3 separate regions of the Homo sapiens genome follow, and all the other regions are linked to region 1. A link is a loop called in an ENCODE intact Hi-C map of the cell type or tissue named here. Cell type or tissue: endothelial cell of umbilical vein. All regions are shown on one strand. Each heading gives the region's core, and the rest is flanking DNA. Links, peaks and the distances in the headings are about the cores only. Region 1 holds the start of LIAT1 (ligand of ATE1). Region 2 overlaps VPS53 (VPS53 subunit of GARP complex). Region 3 overlaps VPS53 (VPS53 subunit of GARP complex).

The links. Hi-C counts contacts between places; a loop is a spot of excess contacts. Peaks named below come from ENCODE experiments on the same cell type or tissue, not always from the same donor. Only the 100,000 strongest peaks of a DNase experiment are listed, where the experiment ranks them.
Region 2: it touches region 1 in a loop (7-fold over the local background); 2 of 110 quality-filtered maps call a loop at or near these places.
Region 3: a loop joins it to region 1, with 5 times the contacts of the local background. A loop is called at or near these places in 2 of 110 quality-filtered maps.

What each region holds. Positions count from the first base shown.
Region 1 is chr17:406,572-416,966 of GRCh38, reverse strand. LIAT1 (ligand of ATE1) reads right to left here and starts at 6,642. Exons shown (of 2, transcript NM_001013672.5): 1 at 6,321-6,642; 2 at 2,301-3,819. The coding sequence starts at 6,624. The coding sequence ends at 2,852. It overlaps LOC105371430 (a long non-coding RNA gene), which reads left to right and starts at 2,944. Exons shown (of 3, transcript NR_136407.1): 1 at 2,944-2,988; 2 at 3,554-3,838. RefSeq lists an enhancer at 133-282 and a silencer at 6,501-6,590. In endothelial cell of umbilical vein, for the core only: a CTCF peak has its summit at 4,559 (motif pointing left); DNase peaks (open chromatin) are centred at 2,736, 4,526 and 6,776; H3K4me3 peaks cover 1,243 bases; H3K27ac peaks cover 583 bases.
Region 2 is chr17:594,744-599,743 of GRCh38, reverse strand. All of the region lies in intron 12 of VPS53 (VPS53 subunit of GARP complex), which reads left to right. Among named protein-coding and RNA genes, the nearest start is that of VPS53-AS1, 75 kb to the right of the region's middle. In endothelial cell of umbilical vein, for the core only: no CTCF peak of the experiment used is centred there; a DNase peak (open chromatin) is centred at 2,853; H3K27ac peaks cover 1,186 bases.
Region 3 is chr17:557,870-562,869 of GRCh38, reverse strand. VPS53 (VPS53 subunit of GARP complex) reads left to right here. Exons shown (of 22, transcript NM_001128159.3): 14 at 125-367; 15 at 2,297-2,444. Among named protein-coding and RNA genes, the nearest start is that of VPS53-AS1, 38 kb to the right of the region's middle. RefSeq lists a silencer at 1,605-1,654 and an enhancer at 1,670-2,869. In endothelial cell of umbilical vein, for the core only: no CTCF peak of the experiment used is centred there; DNase peaks (open chromatin) are centred at 489, 1,489, 2,159 and 2,669; H3K27ac peaks cover 3,698 bases.

The DNA.
Region 1 (10,395 bases), core at 2,673-7,672:
ACCCCACCTGCTTTCTATCATTATACGTTAAGCACCGGCCTTCAGGGCCCCGGCTTCCTTCCTGCTCCACTCTCTCCTGCTCCGGGGCCCCCGTCATTTGTTCTCTGTGTGTGAATTCTCTCTCTTGGCCAGCCACTGAAGCCAGATTTCGTTTGTGAAGCTGACCCTTCCAGGAGGTAAGGTCTACACCATTACTCGGGACAGTCTCTCTAGCAGACATGTGGCCACGTCAACCTGAAATACCACTGATGAAAACTCGTAGTTTGTTTCCTGGGTGCCAGGCGCCATGCTAGATGCCTCATTGCACTCGATTCTCACAGCACTAAGGCAGGAATTTGCAGTCCGGTTTTCAGATGAGGTAACTAAGGCTCGGAGAGGTGAAGCAATCTGCCAGGGGCCACAGTGCTAGCATGTGGTGGGAAAGAGGTGAATTCAGCTCTGGTGTCAAAGCTCGCCATCTTAGCTACTTTCCCAGAATGTTACCTCGCAGCTGGGAGATGACCACAGCCCCCACCCCTGCCTCTCACCGCCATGGAAGGCGCTGCTAAGCGACCGTCTCAGCCCAGTGCACCCTCACACTCCTCTGTGCCCCAGGCTCCAGCCACTGTGGTAGACCCGGAGGGCACATGAGATGCCAGCCCCGTGGCTGCCCTCTGTTCTGTCTCTGCCTTTAATACCCTGGGGCACAAGCGAGGTCCTGTGGCTGGCACTGGAGTATTTCCTGCCCCTTCCTCTCCATGGAGAGCAGAGGACAGGCCTGGCCTCAGCACAGGGAGGCCCGTTCCTGTCTGCTAACCATTCTCCATGGCAGGAGAGGACTCTTCCAAATGTCTCTTCAGTATATTTTGACAGGGTGCAAGGGCAAATGTGGAAACTGTAACTGGCCTTTTAAGGAAGGGTCAGAAGAGGGCTGCTCTGCCAGCCCAGAGCTAGCAGGGACCACGATGCCCACTTAACTTTTTTTTCTTTTTTCGGACAGAGTCTTGCTCTGTTGCCCAGGGTGGAGTGCAGTGGCACCATCTTGGCTCTGCCACCTCCGCCTCCTGGGTTCAAGCGATTCTCCTGCCTCGGCCTCCTGAGGAGCTGGGACTACAGGCACCTGCAACCATACCTGGTTAATTCTGTACTTTTACCAGAGACAGGGTTTCACCATATTAGCCAGGCTGGTCTCGAATGCCCGACCTCAGATGATCCACCTGCCCCAGCCTCCCAGTGTTGGGATAATAGGCCTGAGCCACTGCGCCCAGCCATTTTCACTTAACTTTCAAATGAGCATTCTGTGATGTCTGTATCGGCTTTAACCTCTCCTGTGTACAGTGTACATTCATTTTTTGTCTACCCCAGAACACTGTAACCTCTTGAAGGTCAGGAATCTCATCTTAGCCCTCCATGCTGTCCCTCTCAGACCCACGGTGTTGCTGAGGTAGCTGAGGCTTCCCCAGAGACCACCCTTTTCCTTTGGACCTTTCAGCTAGAAATGCCAGGAGAGACACACACACACACACACACACACACACACACACACACACCTTTCAGCTAGAAATGCCAGGACACACACACACACACACACACACACACACACAACCTTTCAGCTAGAAATGCCAGGACACACACACACACACACACACACACACACACACACACACGACCAGCCCTCGGCCAATGCCTTTGGGGAGTATAAATACCCCAGCTTCCTCACCCCCAGGTGGGATAATTCTAGAAGTGGGTTTCCCTGTGGAATTAAGCCCAGTATGAAAGCTGGCCTAATAGTCCCTGGAAGGGGGGCCAGACACAGTGGCTCATATGCCTGTAATGTTGTGGAAGGCCAAGGTGGGAGGACTGCTTGAGGCCAGGAGTTCGAGACCAGCCTGGGCAACATAGTGAGACCACACCCCCTCCAATCTCTACAAAAAATTTTTAAAATTAGCCAGGCGTGGTGGCACTCACCTATAGTCCCTGCTACTTAGGGGGCTGAGGCGGGAGGATCATCTGAGCCCACGAGGTGGAGTGCAGTGAGAGCTATGATTTCGCCACTGGTACTCCAGCCTGGGCAACAGAGCGGGATCCTGTCTAAAAAGAAAAGTCCCAGGATTGGCCGTCTTCCCTTCTCTGTATCACCCTCTACTCATCCTTTCTTCACCTCCCAGATAATCTACTTGCATTTGAACCCTCGTCTCAGGGGCTGCTTCTGGGAGAGCACAAACGACGACAGCACGTGGCCCTCACTCACTGGCTACTTGTGGAGGGGAGGAATGTGTATTTAGGAGACGCGGCGTAGCGAGGCTTTTTATAATGGAGGATTAGGAGAGGACCATGTTTATGAAAGAAGCAGTATTCCTCTTGGGACTTCCCATGGTAACTTCCCAGGGATGGAGTTCTGGAACCCACTTATTTGAGGCCATATAAAGGCAGGCCATGCATTTAATTAAAACAGAAAAAGGCTCCAAGAGGTTCAGGGCATCGTCCTCCGGCCAACAGAAGCAGGTACCGTGTGAGGAGTTTCACCATGAGATTGAGACTTAAGAGGTAAATCATCTACACGCTTTCTTTTCTTTTTGGGGCAGATTATAGACATCTAGCTGTGGTGAGAAATTAAGTAACAGAGATGCTTACTTAAGAAAAAGGAAATTCTGAAAAGAACTCTGTTCACTAAATTGCTTATGTTCTCAAGGCACTGTGGCTCTCCTGGGCAACCGAGGGCAGCTTGGTGATGGGAGAGTCGGCGTCGTCCGTGTACCGAACATCTGTTTCCTTCAGATACGGGTCTCATTTCCTTTTATGATGATGGTTTTTAACACATAAACTTGTGGTGAGGAGGAATTATAAGTTTGTGAGCGTCGTGGGTAGATTTTCACTCCAGCAGAGTAGGAGCTAAGTCAGAGTGTAGAAGCTTTGGGGTAAGGTTTCCTTCAAAACAGAGATTGGGGCACTCGGCTTTCGACGTGGGCTGCCTGTGGCTGGAGCTGCCATCTTTGTCCGAGAGGTAGGGTAAGTTCTCAGGGGCCTCCTCGGCATTGGGGTCAGTGTGGAAGCCCTTGAGGGCCTCGGGGTCGGGGTGGAAGCCCTTGAGGGCCTCGGGGTCGGGGTGGAAGCCCTTGAGGGCCTCGGGGTCGGGGTGGAAGCCCTTGAGGGCCTTGGGGTCGGGGTGGAAGCCCTTGAGGGCCTCGGGGTCAGTGTGGAAACCCTTGAGGGCCTTGGGGTCGGGGTGGAAGCCCTTGAGGGCCTTGGGGTCGGGGTGGAAGCCCTTGAGGGCCTCGGGGTCAATGTGGAAACCCTTGAGGGCCTCGGGGTCAGTGTGGAAACCCTTGAGGGCCTCAGGGTCGGGGTGGAAGCCCTTGAGGGCCTCGGGGTCGGGGTGGAAGCCCTTGAGAGCCTCGGGGTCGGGGTGGATGCCCTTGAGGGCCTCGGGGTCGGGGTGGAAGCCCTTGAGGGCCTCGGGGTCGGGGTGGAAGCCCTTGAGGGCGTCGGGGTCGGGGTGGAAGCCCTTGAGGGCCTCGGGGTCGGGGTGGAAGCCCTTGAGGGCCAAGCACCGGTACCGTTTTCTCCGATTCAGTTTATAGATGCGAATCCTTTCCTTCTCTGCCTCCGGGTCAGCAAGAATTCCATCCCAACGCAGACTTTCGTTGATCCGATTCGCAAGGTTCTCTATTTCGGCAAAGTCGGGGAGGCTGACGGTGGAGGAGTCAGAAGGGAGGTGCTTCTTTTCCACTTTGCTCTGTCTGTGCTCTGGTTTCGGGCCACGCTCTTTGCAAGGACTTAAGATGTCATGAAAGGAGGAAGAAAGCGGCTGGCTCTTCAGGCTCTGACTCTGATGTTTATCTGCTGAGTAGATGAGCAGGTTAGTGTTTGTGGCAATGTCTGACCTTGGCCTGCTGGGGATGGTGCCAAAATCACCCAAGATGGAAGAGGAGGATGGGGGCCCCTCCGTACCCAGGGCTCAGGCTGCCAAGCCCACCAGCCTCGTGCCCACCTGCCTGTGTGATTTTGCTGAAATCATTTCAGGGCAGGAGGAACCATTCATTGAGCACACAGTCTGAGCCAGGCCGTCTGGGTAAAGGCGATCGGCCCTATTCTTCGGGTGAGGAAACCGAAGCTCCAAAAGGTTCAGGAACTTGCCAATGTCATGAGCGAGTGGCAGAGCTGGGACCTGAGTGCAGGCTGGGCCCCCAATGCCCCATTCTTTCCACTGGGCCGTGCTGCCCTCATCCATCCTCGCCATGTGCTCACCACGGCCATTCCCAGTTCTGGGAGTCTGTGACTCTACCCTAGTCTAGACACTTTATGATGGAAGGAACGGAAAACAACAGAAAAGCTTCCTAAATTTGACTGAAAGCAGTATTATGCCAAGCCAGAAATACTTCTGCTGTATGGCTTGTACTGATTTTTTTTTTTAACATCAATAGCACTTCAGAATTATTTAACATGCACATAAAATGCTACAAATTGTGGTTCTTTCATCAGCTCGTCCTTTTATTTTAGGGGAGAGAGAAAGAAATCATCTTTTGACATTTCCCTCCCTTGCTACGCCCTGGAAACTATCTGGTGCCCCCTGCTGATGGTATGAGGCACATGTCACTGTAATTTCTACAGTGAAAAGCTACGCCAAAAGGACAATGAACTGCCAAATTTCTTTTTGCAGATACACACAGGGCTTTTTTTTTTTTTGAGACTGAGTCTCACTCTGCCACCCAGGCTGGAGCACAGTGGCACAATCTTGGCTCACTGCAACCTCCGCCTCTCAGGTTCAAGCAATTCTAGGTGCCTGCCACCATGCCCAGCTAATTTTTGTATTTTCAGTAGAGACGGGGTTTCACCATGTTGGCCAGGCTGGTCTTGAATTCCCAAAGTGCTGGGATTACAGGCGTGAGCCATGTGCCCAGCCACACAGGGCTTCTTGACCTGAACTGCAGAATTTTCTTGCCTTTGTATTACGCCTGAGAAGTACTTATCATCTTCCCATTGCTCCCTTCCCACACTGCACGGTCCATATGGGCGAGGCTGCCACTCTGCCTCCTGCTTGCCTTGGTGCCAGCTCTGCCACAGAGGGCCAGGCCCCAGAACTGGAGCTTAGAGCCCTCTCCCAGACAGCCAAAGCCACTGAGGTGGACCACACGGGCGACAGTGGCCTCACAGCACTCACGGGCACCTGCATTCTCTGTCACTGCTGTGCTCTCTCTCCTCAAAGTGGGTGCTCAGTCCCCTTGTCAAGAAATGTAGGGGTTCTACAAGAAGAGCTTGGTGAGATGTAGGGACTGGGGTTTATGGCAGGTAGGGTATGTGTGTTTGTGAAGGTGTCCCTGAGAGAGACTGCAATTCCTGCCTGCATATGACTACACACGCGAATGGATAACGTATTAACAGTCTGTGTGTGTAGACTAGGAATGTGTGTGCATGAGGGGGATCTGTGCTTTAGTTTTCTTGTTTGTTTTTTTGAGAGACAGGGTCTTGCTTGTTGCCCAGGCTGGAGTGCAATGGTGCGATCATAGCTCACTGCAGCCTGGAAGTCCTGGGTTCAAGTGATCCTCCCACCTCGGCCTCCCAAAGTGCTCGGATTACAGGTGTGAGCCACTGCGTCCCGCCCTTTAGTTTCACTGTTGGTGTTACATTGATAGAAGGTGGGGGGAGTGGTTGAGGGTGTCCCCCGCCCTTTAGTTTCACTGTGGGTGTTACACTGATATGAAGCGGGGAGTGGTTGAGGGTGTCAGGGATTATAGGAGGATGTCACAGTGACTGGTGTCATGGGGTTTGTGCAGTCCAAGGCTGCCCCTTGGTGGGTGCGAGGGGGAGCCCATGCAGCGAGGACCTTTAATACACACGTCTGTGGGTGTGGGTGTCTACCGCGCATCCACAGGCAGGCAGCCTTAACGCAAGAGGGTGGGAGGAGGGGAGGCAGGAGTCTGCCCTTCTCTGTGCATGAGAGTGAGGGCCTTTCATGTGGCATCAATGTGTTTGGGGTGGGGAAAGTGTCTTGTGAGGAGGGCCTCTGTGGGGAAGGCGCAGACGTTTAAGACTGCCAGTTTTGGCTGAGGGATTAGGAAGTTGAGAGGGTGTCTTTGTGTGGGGCTGGAAGGCTCTTAGGAATGGTGGATATCTGTAGGGGTCTCTGTGTGGGGCTAAGGGACCGCAGAGTTGGTGGATGGTCTCCACGGGTGGGGCTGGGGCATCAACGTGCTGCTGACGGGCATGTGTGGGGAGCAGGAGGACCTCGGTCCGGGACCACTGAGCTTCTGTTTCCGGTCTGAAGGGTAAATGGGGGGTGGGTCCCCAAAGAGTCTCCAGGGAACCGGAGCTGACGCAGCCGGGCTAGCTGCTCCTCTTACCGTCCCCCTTGCCAGACCCCTTGGTCTTCTTCTTCCTTTTTTTCTTCTTCACCTTCCGTTTGGCCAGCTCGGAGGCGCCGCCTGTGATGGGGGGCAGTCTAGACCCCCGCGGGCCCGCGGCGCCGCCCTCCCGCTCCTCCTCCTCGCCGTCGTTGTCCTTGTACCCCATTGTCCCCGCCCCACCGCGGCGGTCCAGCCGCCCGCTGGGCTGCAACCCAACCCGCCCCGGGGGCGCCCGAGGCCCGATGCCGACTAATCGGCGACTCTCAGCGCGGACCGCCAGGCCAGGGCCACGCGTCTCCATGGCGACCACCCCTGCTGCGCCTGCGCAGTCAGGACGCTTCCGCCCGGTGCCCCACGGACCGCGGTGTGCGCATGCGTGCTTCCGTCTTTTGGCGACCTTGGCACACAGCGGTGTGCGCATGTGTGCTTCTGTCGGGGATCTCGAGAACAGAGCGTTGTGCGCATGCGTACATCTGTCGGAGTGCTAGGTACGCAGCGGTGCGCGCATGCGTGCTTCCATCTGTTGGCGATACCGGCACAGCGATGTGCGCATGCGTGCTTCTGTCTGCGGAGACCTCCGCGCATAGAAGTGTGCGCATGCGTGCGTCTGTCGGAAACCTCCGCACACAGAGGTGTGCGCATGCGTGCTTCTGTCGGGGACCGCGGCGCACGGTGGTTCGCCCATGCTTGCTTTTGTCTGTTGGAATCTGGACAGTTGACCGCAGGAAGGGGAGGGTGGGCAGAGAGATTTTAAATCCCTGGGCTGACACTCATCTCGTCCAGTCCCGTGCCTCGATCCTCCTGCCTTGGCCTCCCATCCCCACGCCTGGCTAAGAGTTTTGATTTTTGGTTTCAGGCTGGTCTCGAACTCCTGGGCTCCATCGATCTTCCCGCCTCGGCCTCCTAGATCGCTGGGATCACAGGCATGAGCCTCCGTGCTCGGCCTCCTGTACCTTTTTAAATGCTGTGTATTCTCCCCTCAATTTTTATTGCCTGAGTTTCAGCCTCGTACATCTACCCTGGACTCTCAAAGCCAATGTGTCCAAAACAAACTTACTTCTTCATGGTTTTCCACTTTAGTGAACAAAACCGCTGGACTGGCTGGAAACCTGGTGGGCTTCCGTGTCCCCTACCCTCTCCCTTGTCCCTTACCCAGGCTGGGGCCGACTGCCGTGTCTGGCACTGGGACTTCTGGGTCCTCTCCTGAATGGTCTCTGCTTTCAAACCTTCCCCACGAACTCTTTTTCCGCACAGCTGCTAGAACAAACTTTTAAAAACAACCAAACCGTTCACTCTCTTGCTAAAAGTCTCCAGTGATGAAAAACAAAACATAAAAAGCCAAAAAGTCCTCCATTGCTTCCTCATCACAATTTACATCAAGATCTAAACTCTTGTGGGGCTCTGTGCAGGGCTGACACCCGTAGTCCCAACACTTTGGGAGGTCAAGGTGGGTGGATCGCTTGAGCCCATTCTGGGCAACGTAGTGAGACCCCATCTCTACAAAAAATTAACCAGCTGCGCTGAGGGGCACTTGTGGAGGAACTTGAGCCTGCAGTGAGCCGAGATCGCACCACTGCTGTCCAGCCTGGGTAACAAAGCAAGACTTTCTCTCTCTTTTTTTTTTTTTGGGAGACAGAGCCTTCCTCTGTTGCCCAGGCTGGAATGCAGTGGCGTGAACGTGACTCACTGCAACCTCTGCCTCTCAGGTTCAAGTGATTCTTCTGCCTCAGCCTCCCTAGTAGCTAGGACTACAGGTGCGTGCCACCACGCCTGGCTGATTTTTTATTTTTTATTTTTTGTATTTTTAGTAGAGACGGGGTGTCACCATATTGGCCAGGCTGGTCTCGAACACCTGACCTTGTGATCCGCCTACCTCGGCCTCCCAAAGTGCTGGGACTACAGGCTTGAGCCACCACGCCCGGCCTCTGTGTCTTAAAAAAAAAAATAACAAAGTGTGGCTTACAAGGCCTGGTATGATGCATCACCTGCTTTTCTTTCTAGGTTTACCCTCCACAGATTGTATTATCTGAAAATGGCTGCAGAGGCTGGGCATGGTGGCTCACGCCTGTAATCCCAGCACTTTGGGAGGCCGAGGTGGGTGGATCACTTGAGGTCAGGAGTTTGAGACCAGCCTGGCCAACATGGAGAAACCCCGTCTCTACTAAAAATACAAAAATTAGCTGGGCATGGTGGTGGGTGCATGTAATCCCAGCTATTTGAGAGGCTGAGGCAGGAGAATCACTTGAACCCAGGAGGTAGAGGTTGCAGTGAGCTGAAATTGCATCACTGCACTCCAGCCTGGGTGACAGGGCAAGGCTCCATCTCAAAATAAAATAAAATGATAAAATAAAATAAAACTGCTGTGCTCCAGCCTGGGTGACAGAGCAAGACTCCATCTCAAAATAAAATAAAATGATAAAATAAAACTGGCTGCAGTAATATCTCTTGTCCCACATACTCTTCAAGAATCTTGCCATTCCCATGGCAAGACGCAGAGTCTCATTCCGCTCTCCTTCAATTTAAGGGGTTTGTTGACTCGCTTGTAACCAATAGTATGTGGCAGAAGTGCCTCTGTGTGACTTCTCAGGCTAGGTCCTAAAGGGAATGCAGCATCCATCCATCTTCTTAGCCCATGACGTGCTTGCTGTAGAGTCCTGAGCCTCCCATTGAGAAGTCTGAGGACCCCAAGGCTGTCACACCTTGATAAATCCCCACCTAGTCCACGTGGAGAGCCTCTAAGATGTATGGAGAGAAAGATGCCTCAGCTCCTCCAGCCCCCACTTTTCCCATCCAGCTATCGTCCTGCAGCAGCAGCAGGAGAGACCCCAGGCCAGCCCCAAGCAGACAAGCCTTTCCTGAATTCCTGACCCAAAGAAGCTGTGAGAGAAAATACAATGGTTGTAGTTATTTAAGTTACGAAGGTTTGGAGTGATGTGTTATGCAACAGTAGATAACCAAATGTGTCTTTTTAAAAAGATATGGAATGGTATTTTATCTTTTATTTAATTTCAACTTTTATTTTAGATTCGGGGGGTACATGTGCAAGTTTGTTACATGAGTACACTGAGTGATGGTACATGACTCATGAGTACAATGTACATGAGTACATTGAGGTTTGGGGTATGGGTGATCCCGTCACCCAGGTGGTGAGTACAACACCCAACAGTAGTTTCTCAGTCCACATCTTCCAGCCCCTCCTCCCTCTAGTAGTCCCCATTACCCATTGAAAAATCAGCCTTTGATTTTAGCCACTCTAGTGGGTAAGAAGTTGTATTTCTCTGTGGTTTTGAATTGAATTCCCTTGGTGATTAACGAAGTCAAGAACTCTTGAAAGTGCTTTCTGGTCATTTGTGTATATATATATATATATGTATATATATATATATATTTTTTTTTTTTGAGATGGAGTCTTGCTGTGTGGTCTGGGCTTCCATGCAGTGGCACAATCTCCACTCGATGCAGCCTCTGCCTTCTGGGTTCAAGCAATTCTCCTCCCTCAGCCTCCTGAGTAGTTGGGATTACAGGCATGCACCACCACACCTGGCTAATTTTTGTATTTTTAGTAGAGACGGGGTTTCACCATATTGGCCAGGCTGCTCTCAAATTCCTGACCTCAGGTGATCCACCCGCCTCGGCCTCCCAAAGTGCTGAGTTTACAGGTGTGAGCCACTGCGCCCGGCCTGTCATTTGTATATCTTTAAGTGTCTTTTGAAGTCTTTTGGCCATTCTGTAATGTGGTTGTTTATTGTTGATTTGTTGTTTGTTGTTGATGTCTTTGCACAACTTGAATATAAGTGTTTTGTCAGCTTTATGACTGCAAAGATTTTTTTTCCAGGTCTGTAACTTATCCATTTTCTGAATGTGGTGTCTTTGGATAAGCAGAAATTTGAAATTCTGATAAATAATTTTTTTCAATTTTCAATTCATTTGATCAGTTTTTTCTTTTTGTATTGTGTCCAAGGATGCTTTGCCTGCCCCATATTGCAAAGACAGTGTGCTATGCTATCTTCTAGAAGCTTTATAGTTCTGGTTTTAGGTTAGGTTCATGATCTACTTCAAATTTATTATTATT
Region 2 (5,000 bases), core at 1-5,000, 190 kb before region 1:
TAATTCTTGGGTGTTTCTCACAGAGGGGGATTTGGCAGGGTCATAGGACAATAGTGGAGGGAAGGTCAGCAGATAAACAAGTGAACAAAGGTCTCTGGTTTTCCTAGGCAGAGGACCCTGAGGCCTTCCGCAGTGTTTGTGTCCCTGGGTACTTGAGATTAGGGAGTGGTGATGACTCTTAACGAGCATGCTGCCTTCAAGCATCTGTTTAACAAAGCACATCTTGCACCGCCCTTAATCCATTTAACCCTGAGTGGACACAGCACATGTTTCAGAGAGCACAGGGTTGGGGGTAAGGTCACAGATCAACAGGATCCCAAGGCAGAAGAAGTTTTCTTAGTACAGAACAAAATGAAAAGTCTCCCATGTCTACTTCTCTCTACACAGACACGGCAACCATCCGATTTCTCAATCTTTTCCCCACCTTTCCCCACTTTCTATTCCACAAAGCCGCCATTGTCATCATGGCCCGTTCTCAATGAGCTGTTGGGTACACCTCCCAGACAGGGTGGTGGCCGGGCAGAGGGGCTCCTCACTTCCCAGTAGGGGCGGCCGGGCAGAGGCGCCCCTCACCTCCCGGGCGGGGCGGCTGGCCGGGCGGGGGGCTGACCCCCCCACCTCCCTCCCGGACGGGGCGGCTGGCCTGGCAGAGGGGCTCCTCACTTCCCAGTAGGGGTGGCTGGGCAGAGGCGCCCCTCACCTCCCGGATGGGGCGGCTGGCCGGGTTGGGGGCTGACCCCCCCCCCCACCTCCCTCCCGGACGGGGCGGCTGGCCTGGCAGAGGGGCTCCTCACTTCCCAGTAGGGGCGGCTGGGCAGAGGCGCCCCTCACCTCCCGGACGGGGCGGCTGGCCGGGCATGGGGCTGACCCCCCCACCTCCCTCCCGGACGGGGTGGCTGCCGGGCGGAGACGCTCCTCACTTCCCAGACGGGGTGGCTGCCGGGCAGAGAGGCTCCTCACTTCTCAGACGGGGCGGCTGCCGGGCGGAGGGGCTCCTCACTTCTCAGACGGGGCGGTTGCCGGGCAGAGGGTCTCCTCACTTCTCAGACGGGGCGGCCGGGCAGAAATGCTCCTCACCTCCCAGACCGGGTCGCGGCCGGGCAGAGGTGCTCCTCACATCCCAGACGGGGCGGCAGGGCAGAGGCGCTCCCCACATCTCAGACAATGGGCAGCCGGGCAGAGACGCTCCTCACTTCCTAGATGTGATGGCGGCCGGGAAGAGGTGCTCCTCACTTCCTAGGTGGGATGGCGGCCGGGCGGAGACGCTCCTCACTTTCCAGACTGGGCAGCCAGGCAGAGGGGCTCCTCACATCCCAGATGATGGGCGGCCAGGCAGAGACGCTTCTCACTTCCCAGACGGGGTGGTGGCCGGGCAGAGGCTGCAATCTCGGCACTTTGGGAGGCCAAGGCAGGCGGCTGGGAGGTGGAGGTTGTAGCGAGCTGAGATCACGCCCCTGCACTCCAGCCTGGGCACCATTGAGCACTGAGTGAACGAGACTCCGTCTGCAATCCCGGCACCTCGGGAGGCCGAGGCTGGCGGATCACTTGCGGTTAGGGGCTGGAGACCGGCCTGGCCAACCCAGCGAAACCCCGTCTCCACCAAAACCAGTCAGGTGTGGCGGCGCGAGCCTGCAATCGCAGGCACTCGGCAGGCTGAGTCAGGAGAATCAGGCAGGGAGGTTGCAGTGAGCCGAGATGGCAGCAGTACAGTCCAGCTTCGGCTCAGCATGAGAGGGAGACCGTGGAAAGAGAGGGAGAGGGAGACCGTGGGGAGAGGGAGAGGGAGAGGGAGAGCTGCAAGTCATTTTGTATTGTGGGCTTTCAGATGAAATTTTTTTTTGAACCAGAGGTTTTATGTAATTTAAAAAAAAAATGGCCGGGAATGGTGGCTCATGCCTGTAATCCCAGCACTTTGGGAGGCTGAGGCAGGCCGATCACCTGAGGTCAGGAGTTCAAAACCAGCCTGACCAACATGGTGAAACTATGTTGAAACCATACTAAACAACATGGTGAAACCATACTAAAAATACAAAATTAGCCGGGCGTGGTGGTGCATGCCTGTAATCCCAGCTACTCAGGAGGCTGAGGCAGGAGAATCGTGTGAACTTGGGAGGCGGAGGTTACAGTGAGCCGAGATCACGCCATTGCACTATAGCCTGGGTGACAGAGTGAGACTCCATCTCAAAAGAAACAACTAAACCCCCTAATCTAGCTGATCCACCCACCATTTCATGGGCTATTACTGATTAGTAATAACACTTACATGCCAGTGACTAATGCCTCCACCCACGCCATCCCTTACCTCCTGCTGCGTCACCAGCCCTGGCCTTGCTGGTGGCTGATTAGGTGGGCGCCCCAGGATCTCCCTCTTCCCAGAGTGGGGTGCACAACAAAAGCAGACCTCTTGGGGTGGGGGAGGGACCCCACCAGGTGTTAGTGGTGAAATCAGCCAGAGGTGGTTGGAGGGAAGGTCTCTGCCGGCTCTGTGGGTGACCTAACCCATTTCATGGCTGCAGTCAGTAGCCATGTGGCCCTCAAGGTAAGGGTCACACCCTGCTCACTACTGCAGTTTACGCCTCGCTGCTGAGAAGAGAGAGGGAACCTGAAAGAAGGTATTTCGTTTACAAGAGGGCCTGAGCAATCAGTTGCCAAGATATTCCCAATGATAAAAACTGACATCTGAAAGGAGCCTGAGGGACACTGAAAGCATAACAGAAAGGAGCAGAAATAAGGAATGTCCCTTCTGGTGATCCGAGCGGTTCGATTTAATCTGTTTACATTGGGTAGTAATGAAAGGAAGTGGGACCAGCTGCAGACCTCCTCACTGTGACAACAGTAACCTTTTATTATTCCACCAAACTCCAGGAGGAAATAGCTTAAACATCTTCAGCTTTTGGACAGAATTCACACACTCAGAACCCGGCCCAAACATTACTGCTAAATGACTTAGTGTAGTGTTTAAGCTGAGAATCAACCCTTTGGGCAGTTGCTTGGTGCAAAGGGAAATGCCAGTTAGCCAAAATTCCAGCACCTACTATCTAAACTGAGCACGTTCATAACGTAGCCATAGGCAGGAGGCAGCCCTGCAGGAAAAAAGTAAGAAAAAAGGAAACTTCAGGCAGTCTCTCCCATTATTCCTCTCTTGCTTCAGCTCACTAGAAGTGCTGCAAGAGGACCCGGGTGCTGTGGTGGCAGGGTCAAGGGTCCCTCCTCACTGCAGAAGAGTGCTGTTGGTGGGGAGGGCAGGGCAGGGCAGCGTCATCTGCAGATAGAGGTGGAACCCTGGCACTGCCTGGTCATGCAGCTTTCTGAGTGTCCTGTGGGGCCTCATCAAGGGCAGGACCTGTGGGACGTCATCAAGGGCAGGGCCTGTGGCAGACTGAACAAGATGAGTTCGTTGGAATTATGTAGCCATTTTCTTTACTCACTTGGAATCTGTATTTTATACCTAAGAGATGAGCTCTTCACACTTACTCCAACATAGTTTCTTTCAAATCATATATCACTTTTGTGCATACATAAAAAGGAAACTATAGGCAAAATAAATAAAGATATTTCTAAAACTTCTTCACATGCAGGTCCACATCTTCTGAACCACTTTTTAAAAAACTTTATATTTTGAAATAATTATGGGCTCATAAATTATAAACCTAGTACAGCGAGGTACAGTGTACTGATCTCCCAGCGTCCTCCAGGGGACAGCTAACATAGTAGAGTCCATCATCAAACCAGGAAATTGATCCAGACCCCTTCCCATCTCCCAGCTTCCTCCAGGGGGACACTAGAGTGCATCATCAAACGAGGAAATTGATCCAGACCCCTTCCCATCTCCCAGCTTCCTCCAGGGGGACACTAGAGTGCATCATCAAACGAGGAAATTGATCCAGACCCCTTCCCATCTCCCAGCTTCCTCCAGGGGGACACTAGAGTGCATCATCAAATCAGGAAATTGATCCAGACCCCTTCCCATCTCCCAGCTTCCTCCAGGGGGACACTAGAGTGCATCATCAAACCAGGAAATTGATCCAGACCCCTTCCCATCTCCCAGCTTCCTCCAGGGGGGGCACTAGAGTGCATCATCAAACCAGGAAATTGATCCAGACCCCTTCCCATCTCCCAGCTTCCTCCAGGGGGGACACTAGAGTGCATCATCAAACCAGGAAATTGATCCAGACCCCTTCCCATCTCCCAGCTTCCTCCGGGGGGGCACTAGAGTGCATCATCAAATCAGGAAATTGATCCAGACCCCTTCCCATCTCCCAGCTTCCTCGAGGGCAGGGCACTAGAGTGCATCATCAAACCAGGAAATTGATCCAGACCCCTTCCCATCTCCCAGCTTCCTCCAGGGGGGACACTAGAGTGCATCATCAAACCAGGAAATTGATCCAGACCCCTTCCCATCTCCCAGCTTCCTCCAGGGGGACACTAGAGTGCATCATCAAATCAGGAAATTGATCCAGACCCCTTCCCATCTCCCAGCTTCCTCCAGGGCAGGGCACTAGAGTGCATCATCAAACGAGGAAATTGATCCAGACCCCTTCCCATCTCCCAGCTTCCTCCAGGGGGACACTAGAGTGCATCATCAAACGAGGAAATTGGTCCAGACCCCTTCCCATCTCCCAGCTTCCTCCAGGGGGACACTAGAGTGCATCATCAAACGAGGAAATTGATCCAGACCCCTTCCCATCTCCCAGCTTCCTCCAGGGGGACACTAGAGTGCATCATCAAACCAGGAAATTGATCCAGACCCCTTCCCATCTCCCAGCTTCCTCCAGGGTGGGGCACTAGAGTGCATCATCAAACCAGGAAATTGATCCAGACCCCTTCCCATCTCCCAGCTTCCTCCAGGGGGACACTAGAGTGCATCATCAAATCAGGAAATTGATCCAGACCCCTTCCCATCTCCCAGCTTCCTCGAGGGCAGGGCACTAGAGTGCATCATCAAACCAGGAAATTGATCCAGACCCCTTCCCATCTCCCAGCTTCCTCCAGGGGGGACA
Region 3 (5,000 bases), core at 1-5,000, 150 kb before region 1:
TTAAGTTTTAAATGCAGTAGGAATGATTACTTGTGGCAGTAGTTTATGTACATTGCAAACGAGCACATTTGCTTTACTTTTCTTGAAGTAAAATAACATTTTTGGTTTTTTTTTTTCCTCCTAGGAACCTCGGAGAGCTGATAGATCGGTTTGTGGCTGATTTCAAAGCCCAGGGGCCACCTAAGCCCAACACTGATGAAGGGGGTGCCGTGCTCCCCAGCTGCGCCGACCTCTTTGTCTACTACAAGAAGTGCATGGTGCAATGCTCTCAGCTCAGTACTGGGGAGCCCATGATCGCCCTGACCACCATTTTCCAGAAGTACCTCCGAGAATACGCCTGGAAAATCCTCTCTGGCAACCTGCCCAAGTGAGTCCTGTTCTTCATAGTCTGAGTGGTGGCAAATAGACCTAAATATGGGAATCTTAAGGAAATCCACTCTGAAGTTGTTTACTAAACCACCAAGAGTATCAAGGAGGAAAGCACGCTTCCTGAGTTCCCGAGGGCCTGAAGCTATTTCCTCTCTGACATTCCACAGCTGATCAAGACCATCAGAGGAAATGTCCACACTGACTGCCCACGTGGGCAAATCTTACCACGGTGGACTCGAGAACCAATCCCATTGTATGCCTATTTAATTTTCATGGATTCAGCTATAGATACTTGGCACATACAAAAAAAGTGAGGTTGTGGTGGAAATAACTGATAAATAGCTTAAGCAGTTTCACCCAAGCCTCTTTTGGTGAGATGATGCCCCGGAGTGATGGGTTGGAGGAATGAATCTGCTTTTTCCTCATTCCCAGTAGGTTCCAAGTCCCTCTTGTGGTGCACACTTCCTGCCATGCTGGACAGAGCCTAATGTTTCAGATGCGGTAGGATTGGGGGTCAGCTACTGCATAGCTCCTAATTATGGGGACTATTGTGTTATCCTGAGGCATTAGAACTGGACATAGCCTAATGTTTGAAGATGCGGTAGGATTGGGGGCAGCCGAGGCAGGAGGATCACTTGAGGTCAGGAGTTTGAGACCAGCCTGGCTAATATGGTGAAACCCCATCTCTACTAAAAATACAAAAATCAGCTGGGTGTGGTGGTGCATGCCTGTAGTCCCGGCTGCTCGGGAGGCTGAGGCAGGAGAATCACTTGAACCCGGGAGGCGGAGGTTGCGCTGAGCCGAGATTGTGCCATTGCACTCCAGCCTGGGCATTGCAGGGAGACTCCGCCCTAAAAAATAAATAAATAAATAAATAAATTATGTATAATCCCACTACCCAAAGAGAACGTAACTTTTTGTATATATTTTTCCGTTCTTGATAGATACCTAATGTGTGTGATCTGTGTGCTTTTGTTTGTTTGTGTCACGGAATTGGGGCTATACTGCTTATAGCTTTATTCCCTGCAGCTACCGTTTAACTTCATCGTGGGAGCATTTTCCCACGTGTATTAGTCAGCATCTCAGCAGAAAAAAATGGCATACTCAGCTGGGATTATGTCAGTAGAGAGACTGTTCACAGAAGTGGGGGCAAGGTGAAAGGAGCCAACAGAGGATTCCAAAGCATCCAGATATGAGTGGGTAGTGGTTACTACCATAGAACTCACTCAGTAGCTGGGGCTGCCCCAAAACCTGTAGTCACAGGAGGATGTGTGATGGGTGTTGGCCTCTTGAGACACTTAGGGCCTTGGGCAGGAAGCATGTCTTAACATTCGCTTATGTCCTCCTCCACAAGCACACATGAGTCCCCTTGCAGACTTCTCTTAACATTCGCTTATATCCTCCTCCACCAGCACACACGAGTCCCAGTGCAGACTTTTCTTAACATTCACTTATGTCCTCCTCCACAAACACACATGAGTTCCAGTGCAGACTTCTCTTAACATGCGCTTATGTCCTCCTCCACCAGCACACATGAGTCCCAGTGCAGACTTTTCTTAACTGAAAGAAACAGGGTAGGTAACCATCTTTCGTGCTCCACACGGTCCTAAATGAGTTCTGCACATCAGGAGATTCCAAGCTAAAGAGAGGACAGCTCAGCAGCCTTCCCTTTGGATATTAGACCATCCTAGTTAATGTGACTAATGGCCTGCTGATGATTCAGATTAACTAAAATAGGAATCATCTCTTCCTATTTCTGACGGTGTCAAGGTAAGGTCAGTAGGAAAAGGACTCATTGTATGTGAATTGATTTGGGCCATGTCCAGCCTTTACTTCCCCCTTTTCTGTATCTTAAAATAATGTAGTTTCCAGTTCAGGAAGCAAATTAGAAATTCCATGCTGACTTGTTCCTGTTCCTTTTCTTCAGAACCACAACCAGCAGTGGAGGACTGACTATCAGCAGCCTCCTCAAGGAAAAGGAGGGCTCAGAAGTAGCCAAGTTCACTCTGGAGGAGCTCTGCCTCATCTGTAACATCCTGAGCACGGCAGAGTACTGTCTGGCCACCACCCAGCAGGTGAGCCATCCTGGCTGCCCACTCACCACCTCCTTTTCCTGAACCCTCTGGGCTGCGTCGCTCGGCGAGTAAGAATATACGTCCTAACATGGCCACAGACAACCTTGGGTCAGACCAGTTGGCCTGCCACAGAGGAAAGCTCAGTGTCCAGCCATAAGGCTGCCCAGGCAGCTGTCTTACAGAAAGGCCTTGTTAAAAGAAGACTGGGCAAGAAAGTATGACTGGTCACCTCCCTGGAGTTGTGTAAGCTCCTCAAAGGGCATGACCTGTTAAAAGTAGGTCAGTAGCACTCCAACCCATATGAGAAAAGCAGTAACAAGCTTGTCTGTGCTAGGACCCAGCCTTTGGTGATGATGAGTCACAGCCAGTTATTCCATGCTCAGAAGTGTTACTAAGTTAAGCAGAATCCTTTGGGCTTTTATGTGTCTTCTGAAATTTACATGGCATTTTCAATCTGCCTCAACAAATAGCCATTGTTTGGGATGCTGACGTTTAGGAACTGGGGGACAGGAAAGGGTGATGCCTCTGCTGGAGGCCCCCACATGGCCATAGTTCAGCAACTGATGGAGCAGAAGGAAGACCCAGAATAACCTTTGATTCAGCCTTAAACATGGAATTAGAAGTCCTTTTCACACTTGGTCTGGGATTCCCCTGAGGCCAAGAGAAAGAAAGTAATTTGGAAAGGTTCTGCTCTTCTACCCACTTTGTATTTATAATTTACAGATGCCTAGACCACAAGAAGACAGTCATAAATGATAGTTCAGACAGCCCAGCTTGGAGCTCCTGTGTGCCAGGGCAGCAATATAGCAGGTCAAATAGGAAGTGTGTCTACCAAGGCCCCTCAGTGGCACATAAGCCAGCCAGAGGCAGAGGCAGCAGCACACTCTGCCTGGGGACCTGGTCATGTTGAGTTGCGAAGGTCATGACCTTCCAGGGTTTGGCCTTGGAGCCACAGAGCAGTCCGTTTAGCCCCAGGCCACTCCCCAGGTAAGATGGCACTATCTGTAAGGACCTCCAAGGCAGGGGTTCCAGAGTTCTTTCATGAAGAAACACTGTTTAACTATTTTGGGTGTGCACAGAAAGAAATACGATACATGTAAATATGCTATTTTAAAGGTAAAATAACCGTAGTATTTAAAAAAATAAAGATCCCTTTTAATCCCATCATCCTCAAATAATCATATTAGCAATTTGGGGTATTTTTTCAATTGTTATTCATAGACATAGTTTTGAATGTTACAATCTTAATTCACTGTTATATCCTTTTATTGTTAGTGTCATACATAGCATTAGCATTTCTCCTGTCATTATAATGATAGTAATAATCATAACTATCATTACAGGGTCATTATTACTATCATTGTTTATGGCCACATAATATTTCTCTTTAAGGGACTATACCATAAATTATTTATTTATTTATTTATTTTGAGACAGAGTCTTGCTCTGTCTTCCAGGCTGGAGTGCAGTGGCCATGATCTTGGCTCATTGCAGCCTCCACCTCCCAGGTTCAAGCAATTCTTCTGCCTCAGCCTCCTGAGTAGCTGGGATTATAGATGCCCATCACCATCCCCGGCTAATTTTTGTATTTTTTTTTTTTTTTTAGTAGAGATGGGGTTTCACCATCTTGGCCAGGCTGATCTCCAACTCTTGACCTTGTGATCCACCTGCCTTGGCCTCCCAAAGTGCTGGGATTACAGGTGTGAGCCCCTGTGCCCGGCCTTGTACCATAACTTATTTAGCAAGCATCCCTGATCGTTGTTTATAGTGCTTCAAATTTTGCTTTTTTTTTGAAACAGAGTCTCTCTCTGTCACCCAGGCTGGAGTGCAGTGGCACGATCTCGGCTCACTGCAAGCTCCCCCTGCCGGGTTCTCGCCATTCTCCTGCCTCAGCCTCGCGAGTAGCTGGGACTACGGGTTCCCATCACCACGCCTGGCTAATTTTTTTTTATTTTTAGTAGAGGCCGGGTTTCACTGTGTTAGCCAGGATAGTCTCGATCTCCTGATCTTGTGATCTGCCCGTCTTGGCCTCCCAAAGTGCTGGGATTACAGACGTGAGCCACTGTGAGTAGCTGGGACTACAGGCACCCGCTACCACACACAGCTAATTTTTTGTATTTTTAGTAGAGACGGGGTTTCACTGTGTTAGCCAGGATGGTCTCAATCTCCTGACCTCGTGATCCACTCACCTTGGCCTTCCAAAGTGCTGGGATTATAGGCGTGAGCCACCATGCCCAGCCAAAATTTTGCTTTTATAGATAATCCTGGCAGGGTACAGTGGCTCACGCCTGTAATCCTAGCATATTGGGAAGCCAAGGTGGAAGGATCGCTTGAGGCCAATAGTCCAAGACCAGCCTGGGTAACATAGTGAGACCTGGTCTTTACAAAAAATTTAAAAGTTAGTTGAGTGTGGTGGTACATGCCTGTGGTCTCAGCTACTTGGGAAGCTGAGGTTGGAGGATCGCTTGAGCCTGGGAGGTCAAAGCTGCAGTGAGCTATGATCACACCACTGCACTCCAGCCTGGGTGACAGAGTGAGACCCTGTCTCTAAAAAAA